2 separate regions of the Homo sapiens genome follow, and region 2 is linked to region 1. Evidence: read pairs that join two places in POLR2A ChIA-PET (ENCODE). Cell type or tissue: Caco-2. All regions are shown on one strand. Each heading gives the region's core, and the rest is flanking DNA. Links, peaks and the distances in the headings are about the cores only.

Region 1 (4,393 bases), core at 160-4,159:
AAAAAAAAATAGCAGAGAAGAGGGAGGAGGTTGACATTTTAGAGAAGATAGCCAGGGAGGGCCTCACAGAGAAGAGAACATTTAAGTATAGACTTCCAGGAAGTAAGGGAGGAACGAGGCAGATATCTAGAGAACACAGAATACCGGAAGGAGATACAAAGGCCCTGACGTTGGAATGTTCTTGGGCATTTGAAGAAGCATAAAGTGGCCAGTGTGGCTAAGGCAGAGTAAACAAGGAGGAAGGTTGGGGGGAATGAAGTCAGAGTGATGGGGAGGGAAGGTATGGGTTGTGGGAAAGACTTTGCCTATTATTCTAAGTGAAATATGGCCAAGTGTGGTGGCTCACGTCTGTAATGCCAGCACTTTGGGAGGTGGAGATGGGTGGATCACTTGAGGTCAGGAGTTCGAGACCAGCCTGGCCAACATGGTGAAACCCCATCTCTACCAAAAATATAAAAAATTAGCTGGGTGTGGTGGCAGTCGCCTGTAATCCCAGCTACTCAGGAGGCTGAGGCAGGAGAATTGCTTGAACCCAGGAGGCAGAGGTTGCAGTGAGCTGAAATTGAGCCACTGCACTCCAGTGTGGGTGACAGAGTGAGACTCTATCTCAAAGAAAAAAAAAAAGAAATGAAAAGGCACTGGAGGCCAGGTGCAGTGGCTCATGTCTGTAACCCCAGCACTTTGGGAGGCCGAGACAGGTGGATCACTTGAGGTCAGGAGTTGAAGACCGCCTGGCCAACATGGTGAAACCCTGTCTTTACTAAAAATAAAAAAATCAGCTGGGCGAGGTGGCGTGTGCCTGTAATTCCTGCTATTTGGGAGGCTGAGGCACGAGAATCACTTGAACCCAGGAGGCAAAGGTTGCAGTGAGCCAAGATTGCACCACTGCACTCCAGCCTGGATGGGTAGGGGTTGAGAGAAAGGGAAGAATCAAGGAAGATATGAGTATTTTTGTCGTAGCATAGAATTACCATTAACGGTAGAATAGGTAGATATTTTGGAAGGGGTGAGAGCACTTTGGGACGTGTTAAGTTGGTGATGTCTATGAAACACTCAAGTGAAGATGTCAAGAAGGCAGGAGGATATATGAACCTGGAGCTCATATAAACTGAGAAGCCTTAGGTAATGCTATACATGTAGAAGCCCCCACCATAAAGAAGGTATTGAAAAACATGTGGTTGGATGAAGTCAGCTCAAGAGTTGGGAAGAGGTCCAAAGACTAAGCCCTTGAGCACATCTCTAGTGGCATTTCATATGTCTTTTACTGCTTTAAAGTCCCTTTCTGTATTGTTTAAATGTATACAATGTGTCATTTTTCAAAAAGCTATATAATTCTTTGGAAGAGAACAAGAGTAAAAGAATCCCTATCAGGAAACCATCATCAGCAAAGATAAATGTGCCCCATTCTCTGGAATCCAACATGATACATCCAGCAATCTGAAAGCAGAGCAGTGGGAACACAGGAGATGGAACAGACTTTTTGCTTCATGCCTGCACTAAGCAGAAGTTTGGCACCCAAGTATGAAGCCATCCTTTATAAAGAAGTCACCAGAGACAGCTTAATCAATCACTAAAACAAGTAGCTCCCTACATGGAATGATGTGAGATGCATTAGGGGAAAATCTCTCTTGTCCTAAGACAGTTCATGACCATCTTCTGGAAGCTTAATTCACCCCCATGATAATGATTACAATGAAAAAAAAGCAAAAGCAAAATTTGATTACATTTGTTATGTTCCAGGCATTGCATTTAAGTTCCTTATGTGTATTAGCTAATTGAGTCATCTCAACAAACTTATGAGTTAGGAAATATTATTATCCCCAACCCAGAAAACTGAGTTGTTGACACTTGGCCTGAGGTCTCACAGTTAATATATGGTGGAGCAAGGATTTGAATATGTATCGTTTCACTCCTGAACCCATACTCTTCTTTCTTTTTTCTTTTTTTTTTTTTTAGAAGGAGTTCCGCTCTTGTTGCCCAGGCTGGAGTGCAATGGTGTGATCTCAGCTCACCATAACCTCTGCCTCCTGGGTTCAAGCGATTCTCCTGCCTCAGCCTCCCAAGTAGCCGGAATTACAGGCATGCGCCACCATGCCCAGCTAATTTTTTTTTTTTTGTATTTTTATTAGAGGATGGGGGAGAAAAGAACTAAAAATGTTTCACACACTTCTGGATATAACACTTTTAGGTACCTTCGTTTTTTTGTTTTCTACTCTATTGTTAACCACTTATAAGGGTCTGTTAGGAATAGTATGTGGGCAGAGAAAAAGTACAAATTTTACCTGCTTTACAATTCTTCCAGAGCTACTCTAGAAGCCACATGACTAAGTAGAAAAAAATCTTTCAGTGCACAATAAAAACCTCAGCTTTAAGTCAATTTTCCCATCTTAAAAGTACTTACCATGGGCCGGACATGGTGGCTCACACCTGTAATCCCAGCACTTTGGGAGGCCAAGGAGGGTGGATCACAAGGTCAGGGGATCAAGACCATCCTGGCCAATATGGTGAAACCTCATCTCTACTAAAAATACAAATATTAGCTGGGCATGGTGGTGCACGCCTGTAATCCCAGCTACTCGGGAGGCTGAGGCAGGAGAATCACTTGAACCCGGGAGGTGGAGGTTGCAGTGAGCCAAGATCATGCCATTGCACTCCAGCCTGGGGGACAAGAGCAAAATTCCGTCTCAAAAAAAAAAAAAAAAAAAAAGTGTAAGGATAGAAAAAAAATCATACGGTAAGGTTGCAAAGAGCAAAGATCTATGGGTAGCATGAATCTTTTTTTTTTTTTTCTTTTTTTTTGAGACAGGGTCTCGCTGTCACCCAGGCTGAAGTTCAGTGGCAGGACCTCGGCTTTCTGCAACCTCTGCCTCCCAGGCTTAAGGTATCCTCCCACCTCAGCCTCCTGAGTAGCTGAGACTACAGGCACGTGCCACCACAGCTGGCTAATATTTTAAAAATTAATTTTTGGTAGAGACAGGGTTTAGGTTTCACCATGTTGCCCAGGCTGGTCTCTAACTCCTGGGCTCAAGCGATCCACCTGCCTGGCCTCCCAAAATGCTAGGGTTACAGGTGTCAGCTACCATGCTCAGCCAAGAACAAATCTTCTATTTGTGAAATTGTGAAGAAGGAAAAAGAAATTCATGCTAGTTTGCCTGTCGCAGCTCAAACAAACTGCAAAACTTTTGGTCGTAGAGCGTGATAAATGCTTAGTGAGGATGGAAAAAGCCTTAATTTTGGGGGTGGGAAACATGTACAGAAACTTACTCAGGTTTGGTATTATCTGCAGTTTCAGGCATCCAATGGGGGTTTTGGTAGTGTTCCCCACGGATAAGCAGGGACTACTGTATATTTTTTTTAGATGATGTATAATTTAGCAACAAAAAGGGGCCTTGCTTGTGAATGTATAAGACAGCCCTATTCCAGAGTTAGAGAACTTCAAACCAAGCAGAATATGAGGAAGAAAGTGAACATAAGAAAAGGCCGGGCGTGGTGGCTCACGCCTGTAATCTCGGCACTTTGGGAGGCCGAGGTGGGTGGATCACCTAAGGCTAGGATTTCAAGACCAGTCTGGCCAACATGGCGAGACCCTGTTTCTACTAAAAATACAGCAGTGAGCTGAGATCGCACCACTGCACTCCAGCCTGGGCTACAGAGCAAGACTCTGTCTCAAAAAAAATCCAAACTTTGAATCAACAGTTCTGATTTTGTGATAAGTATTTGAATTATGTCAAGGGTGACAGTAAATATATTCAAGAACCAGTACTACATGGCACTAACCAATCAGAATGGACACCCTGAATGACAAAAAATGTCCACCAGCCTGAAGCAACTGCTGTGGCCAGGTCTCTGTGTTCCATTGAATGTCAGTTTTGAATTATGTAAATGTGGTCATGATGTCAGATGTTCAAAAGTCGAAACTTCTAAATTTCATTAGCTTCCTTTATATTACTAAGCCAGTTACATTTAGTCAAATATGTACTTTCTTTTTTTTCTTTTTTTTTTTTCCTGAGATGGAATCTCGCTCTGTCCTCCAGGCTGGAGTGCAGTGGTATGATCTCAGCTCACTGCAACCTCCACCTTCCAGGTTCAAGCGATTCTCCTGCCTCGGCCTTCTGAGTAGCTAGGATTACAGGCATGCACCACCACGCCTGGCTAATTTTTGTAGTTTTAGTAGAGACGGGGTTTCACCATGTTGGCCAGGATGGTCTCTATCTCTTGACCTCGTGATCCACCTGCCTCAGCCTCCCAAAGTGCTGGGATTACAGGCGTGAGCCACTGCACCCGGCCAATGTGTACTTTCTTAAAAAAGAAATCAGCTCAGTTTTCTTGGCTTTAGCTTTTTTTTTTTTTTTTTTTTTTTTTTTTGAGACAGAGTCTCACTCTGTTGCCCAGG
Region 2 (4,393 bases), core at 197-4,196, 62 kb after region 1:
TTCATTGCTTGTGGTTTGGATGCCATGTCTACGAAACTATCACCGCCTAGTCATGAAAATTTACACCTATGTTTTCTCTTAGGAGTTTTTTAGCTCCTACATTTAGGTCTTCACTCCATTTTGAGTTAGTTTTTGCATATGGTGTGAGGCCGGGGTGGGGGGCAATTTTATTCTTTTGCATGCAGTTATCCAGTTTTCTTAGCACCATTTGTTGTAAAGACTGTTCTTTCCCCCTTTGAATTGTCTTGGTATCCTTGTTGAGAATCAATTGGTTATAAATGCATGGGTTTATTTCTGGACTCTCAGTTCTATTCCATTGACCTATATGCCTATCCTTATGCCACTATCATACAGTCTTGATAAAAATCTGATATTTTAAAGGACAATGTTTAAACTTTTGTGTTTATATTTAGAATCTAGAGTTACAAGTTTTCATGGCTTTGAGTTCATTTAAGGAAAAATTAAGTTTTCTAGATGATTACAATGATGATAAATGTAAAAACCTGATTTGAAAATTTTTTGATCTTATATATGAACCCAAATCACAGTAATAACTGTGATTTAATGCATTTTATTTTCATGTATTGATAAACTCCATATACACAAATTGAAAGTAAAACAGGGCTGGAAATTATTATGGAAACATGGATATACAGGAAGTATATAATCGGGCCAAGCGAGGTGGCTCATGCCTTTGGGAGGCTGAGGTGAGAGAATCACTTGAGGCCAGGAGTTTGAGACCAGTCTGGGCAACATAGTGAGATCCTGTCTCTACAAAAATGTTTTTTAAAAATTAGCCAGGCATGGTGGCATGTACCTGTAGTCCAAGCTACTTAGGAGGATGAGATGGGAACCCAGCAGTTTGAGGCTGCAGGGAGCTGTGATAGTACCCTTGCACTTCAGCCTGATGACAGAGTGAAACCATGTCTTAAAATAAAAAATAAATAAATGAAAAGAAAATATATGATGTTCAGTGTCAAAGTCTGGGTTCAAGATCTGATCCTGGCATTTATAGCTGTTGACCTTAGATTGGTCACTTCATAGCTTTAAGCTTCACTTTCCTCCTATAAAAACTGACAATAGCCGGGTGCGGTGGCTCACACCTGTTGTAATCCCAGCACTTTGGGAGGCTGAGGTGCATGGATCACTTGAGATCAGGAGTTCAAGACCAGCCTGGCCAACATGGTGAAACTCTTTCTCTAATAAAAATACAAAAATTAGCCGGGTGTGGTGGTGCATGCCTGTAAATCCCAGCTACCTGGAAGGCTAAGGCAGGAAAGTCACTTGAACCTGGGAGGTGGAGGTTGCAGTGATCCAAGATTATGCCATTGCACTCCAGCCTAGGAGACAGAGTGAGACTCTGTCTCAAAAAACAAAACAAAAAACAAAACAACAACAAAAAAACAAAAACAAAAGAAAACCCGAAAAAACCTGACCTGATAATGCCAGACCGGGCAGCATGGCAAAACCCCATCTCTACCAAATAAATATAAGAAATTACCCAGGTATGGTGGCATGGCATGTGCCTATAGTCCCAGCTACTCAGGAGGCTGATGTGGGAGGATCATCTGGGCCCAAGATCATGGCTGCAGTGAGCCATGATTGCACCACTGCACTTCAGCCTGCACAACAGAGCGAGACCCTGTCTCAGGCAAAACAAAACAAAAACAAAAACAAAAAAATGATTTTTGACCTGCAGCTGCTTCACAGAAATGTCAGCCTGAAATTGAGATAATGTGTTTATAGGTGCTTTGTAAACTGTAAAATGCCACAAAGATAAGTTAATATTTGTATATAGCCCTAATTAGTGACATTAATTAGTTTTCTGAAGACTTGTTTCATGGGTTCTTTAACAAGTGATCTTGATTTTTTTTTCCTAGGCTTTAGGAAGATGTCCAGAGCAGTTCCTATATCCTTGTATATTCTTTTTTTTATTGTTTTTCTTCTTTTTCTTTTTTTGTTTCATTGTATATTCTTTAGTCTAAATGTTAATAGTTAAAACAAAGGAAATAACTCTATGCCCATCATCTTTCCCTTCTTTCTCTTACACAATGTGTAGTACTTTTATGCAGAAGTCAGCAAACTTTTTTTTTTTTTTCAGACAGGATCTCACTCTGTCTCCCAGCCTGGAGTACAGTGGCACAATCTCGGCTCACTGCAGCCTCCTCTGCCTCCCAGGTTCAAGTGATTCTCCTGCCTCAGCCTCCTGAGTAGCTGGGATTACAGTGCACCACCACACCTGGCTAATTTTTGTATTTTTAATAGAGACAGATTTTCGCAATGTTGACCAGGCTGGTCTCGAACTCCTGACCTCAAGTGATCCCCCTGCCTTACCCTCCCAAAATGCTGGGATTACAGGTGAGCAAACTTTTTCTATAAAGGACCACATAGTAAATATTTTGGGATTTGTGGGCAACATAAAGTCACTGTCACACATTCATGCTCCTCCCCTTCCTGCTTTTTTTTTTTTTTTTTTTTTTTTTGAGAGGGAGTCTCACTCTGTCACCCAGGCTGGAGTGCAGTGGCGCATTCTCGGCTCACTGCAAGCTCCGCCTCCCAGGTTCACGCCATTCTCCTGCCTCAGCCTCCCAAGCAGCTGGGACTACAGGCGCCCGCACCACGCCCAGCTAATTTTTTTTTGTATTTTTTAGCGGAGACGGGGTTTCACTGTGTTAGCCAGGATGGTCTCCATCTCCTAACCTCGTGATCCGCCCGCCTCACCCTCCCAAAGTGCTGGGATTACAGGCGTGAGCCACCGCGCCCAGCCCCTTCCTGCTTTTTAACCTTTTAACAATATAAAAATCATTCTTAGCTGGAGAGGCTGTACACAAAACAGGTTGGCTGATTAAGGCTTGCAGGCCTGTTATAGATTCTTATTTTATTGGGCTCAAACACTGTGTCTGGTTTTAGTTACAGCTACTAGTTATAGTCATTTACACAAAAAAAGTACCTGGTTAGTTACCAAAGAAATGTAATGTGTTAACATTTGTCCCAACAGCAAAACTGGATTTTCAAGGGAAACAGTGTTTATTTTTCAGTATGTTTAGCTTCTGAATGAAACTTGTCTGTTCAGCCAGGGACAGAGATAATATTGTGTTTTTTAATTCCCTCAGAGATACTGTTTCGAATAATTGGCTTGTTGGGGTACAATTCACAGTTGATATATTACAGGATCTAAATAGACAGGTAGGTTTTGTTAAAGCCCAGGACACAGGTGATGATTGCTAAATCTTTACAACTCCCGAGTAGAAAGCAATTTTTCTAAACGAATAAATGAATCATGTCGGCTGGGCATGGTGGCGCACGCCTGTAATCCTAGCACCCTGGGAGGCCGAAGCCGGCAGATCACTTGAGGTCAGGAGTTCGAAACCAGCCTGGCCAACATGGTGAAACCTCATCACTACTAAAAATACAAAAAATCGGCCAAGCGTGGTGTCCCACGCCTTTAATCCCAGCACTTTAGGAGGCTGAGGCGGGCGGATCATGAGGTCAGGGGTTTGAGACTAGCCTGACCAACACGGTGAAACCTCATCTTTACTAAAAATAGCCAGGCGTGGTGGTGCAGGCCTGTAGCAGCTACTCAGGAGGCTGAGGCAGCAGAATCGCTTGAACCCGGGAGGCGGAGGTTGGAGTGAGCTGAGATTGAGCCACTGCACTCCACCCTGGGCGACAGAGAGAGACTCCGTCTCAAAAAAAAAAAAAAAAAAAAAAAAAATTAGCTGGACTTGGTGGTGGATGCCTGTAATCCCAGCTACTTGGTACTTGTAAGGCTGCGACAGGAGAATCGCTTTAACCCGGGAGGTGGAGGTTGCAGTGAGCTGAGATCGCGCCATTGCACTCCAGCCTGGGCAACAAGAGAGAAACTCCGTCTCAAAAAAAAAAAAAAAAAAAAAAAAAAAAAAAAGAATCATGTCACCTTTAGCGCTTTTAGTTAGGTGGGGCTCAATGATACTTTTAGCTTATCTTTTTTCAGTCTGTGAGACAGAGTCTCCCTCTGTCACCCAGGCTGGAGGGCAGGGGCGCGATCTCGGCTCACTGCAAGCTCCGCCTCCCGGGTTCACACCATTCTCCTGCCTCAGCCTCCCCAGTAGCTGGGACTACAGGCGCCCGCCACCAAGCCCGGCTAATTTTTTTTGTATTTTTAGTAGAGACGGGGTTTCACCGTGTTAGCCAGGATGGTCTCTATCTCCTGACCTCGTGATCCACCCGCCTCGGCCTCCCAAAGTGCTGCGATTACAGGTGTGAACCACCGTGCCCGGCCAAAATTTTTTTTTTTTTTTTTTGAGAGGGAGTCTTCCTCTGTCGCTCAAGCTGGAATGCAGGGGCGTTATCTCGGCTCATTGCAACCTCCGCCTCCCCGGTTCAAGCGATTCTCTTGCCTCTGCCTCCGAAT

Evidence for each region. Peaks named below come from ENCODE experiments on the same cell type or tissue, not always from the same donor. Only the 100,000 strongest peaks of a DNase experiment are listed, where the experiment ranks them.
Region 2: POLR2A ChIA-PET joins it to region 1 with 9 read pairs; 18 of 35 experiments call an interaction of 5 or more read pairs at or near these places.

Annotation. Positions count from the first base shown.
Region 1 is chr16:71,826,735-71,831,127 of GRCh38, forward strand. No RefSeq gene overlaps it. Among named protein-coding and RNA genes, the nearest start is that of ATXN1L, 17 kb to the right of the region's middle. In Caco-2, for the core only: no CTCF peak of the experiment used is centred there; no DNase peak of the experiment used is centred there.
Region 2 is chr16:71,888,307-71,892,699 of GRCh38, forward strand. It overlaps a transcript of ZNF821 not described here. Among named protein-coding and RNA genes, the nearest start is that of IST1, 5.0 kb to the right of the region's middle. In Caco-2, for the core only: no CTCF peak of the experiment used is centred there; a DNase peak (open chromatin) is centred at 2,565.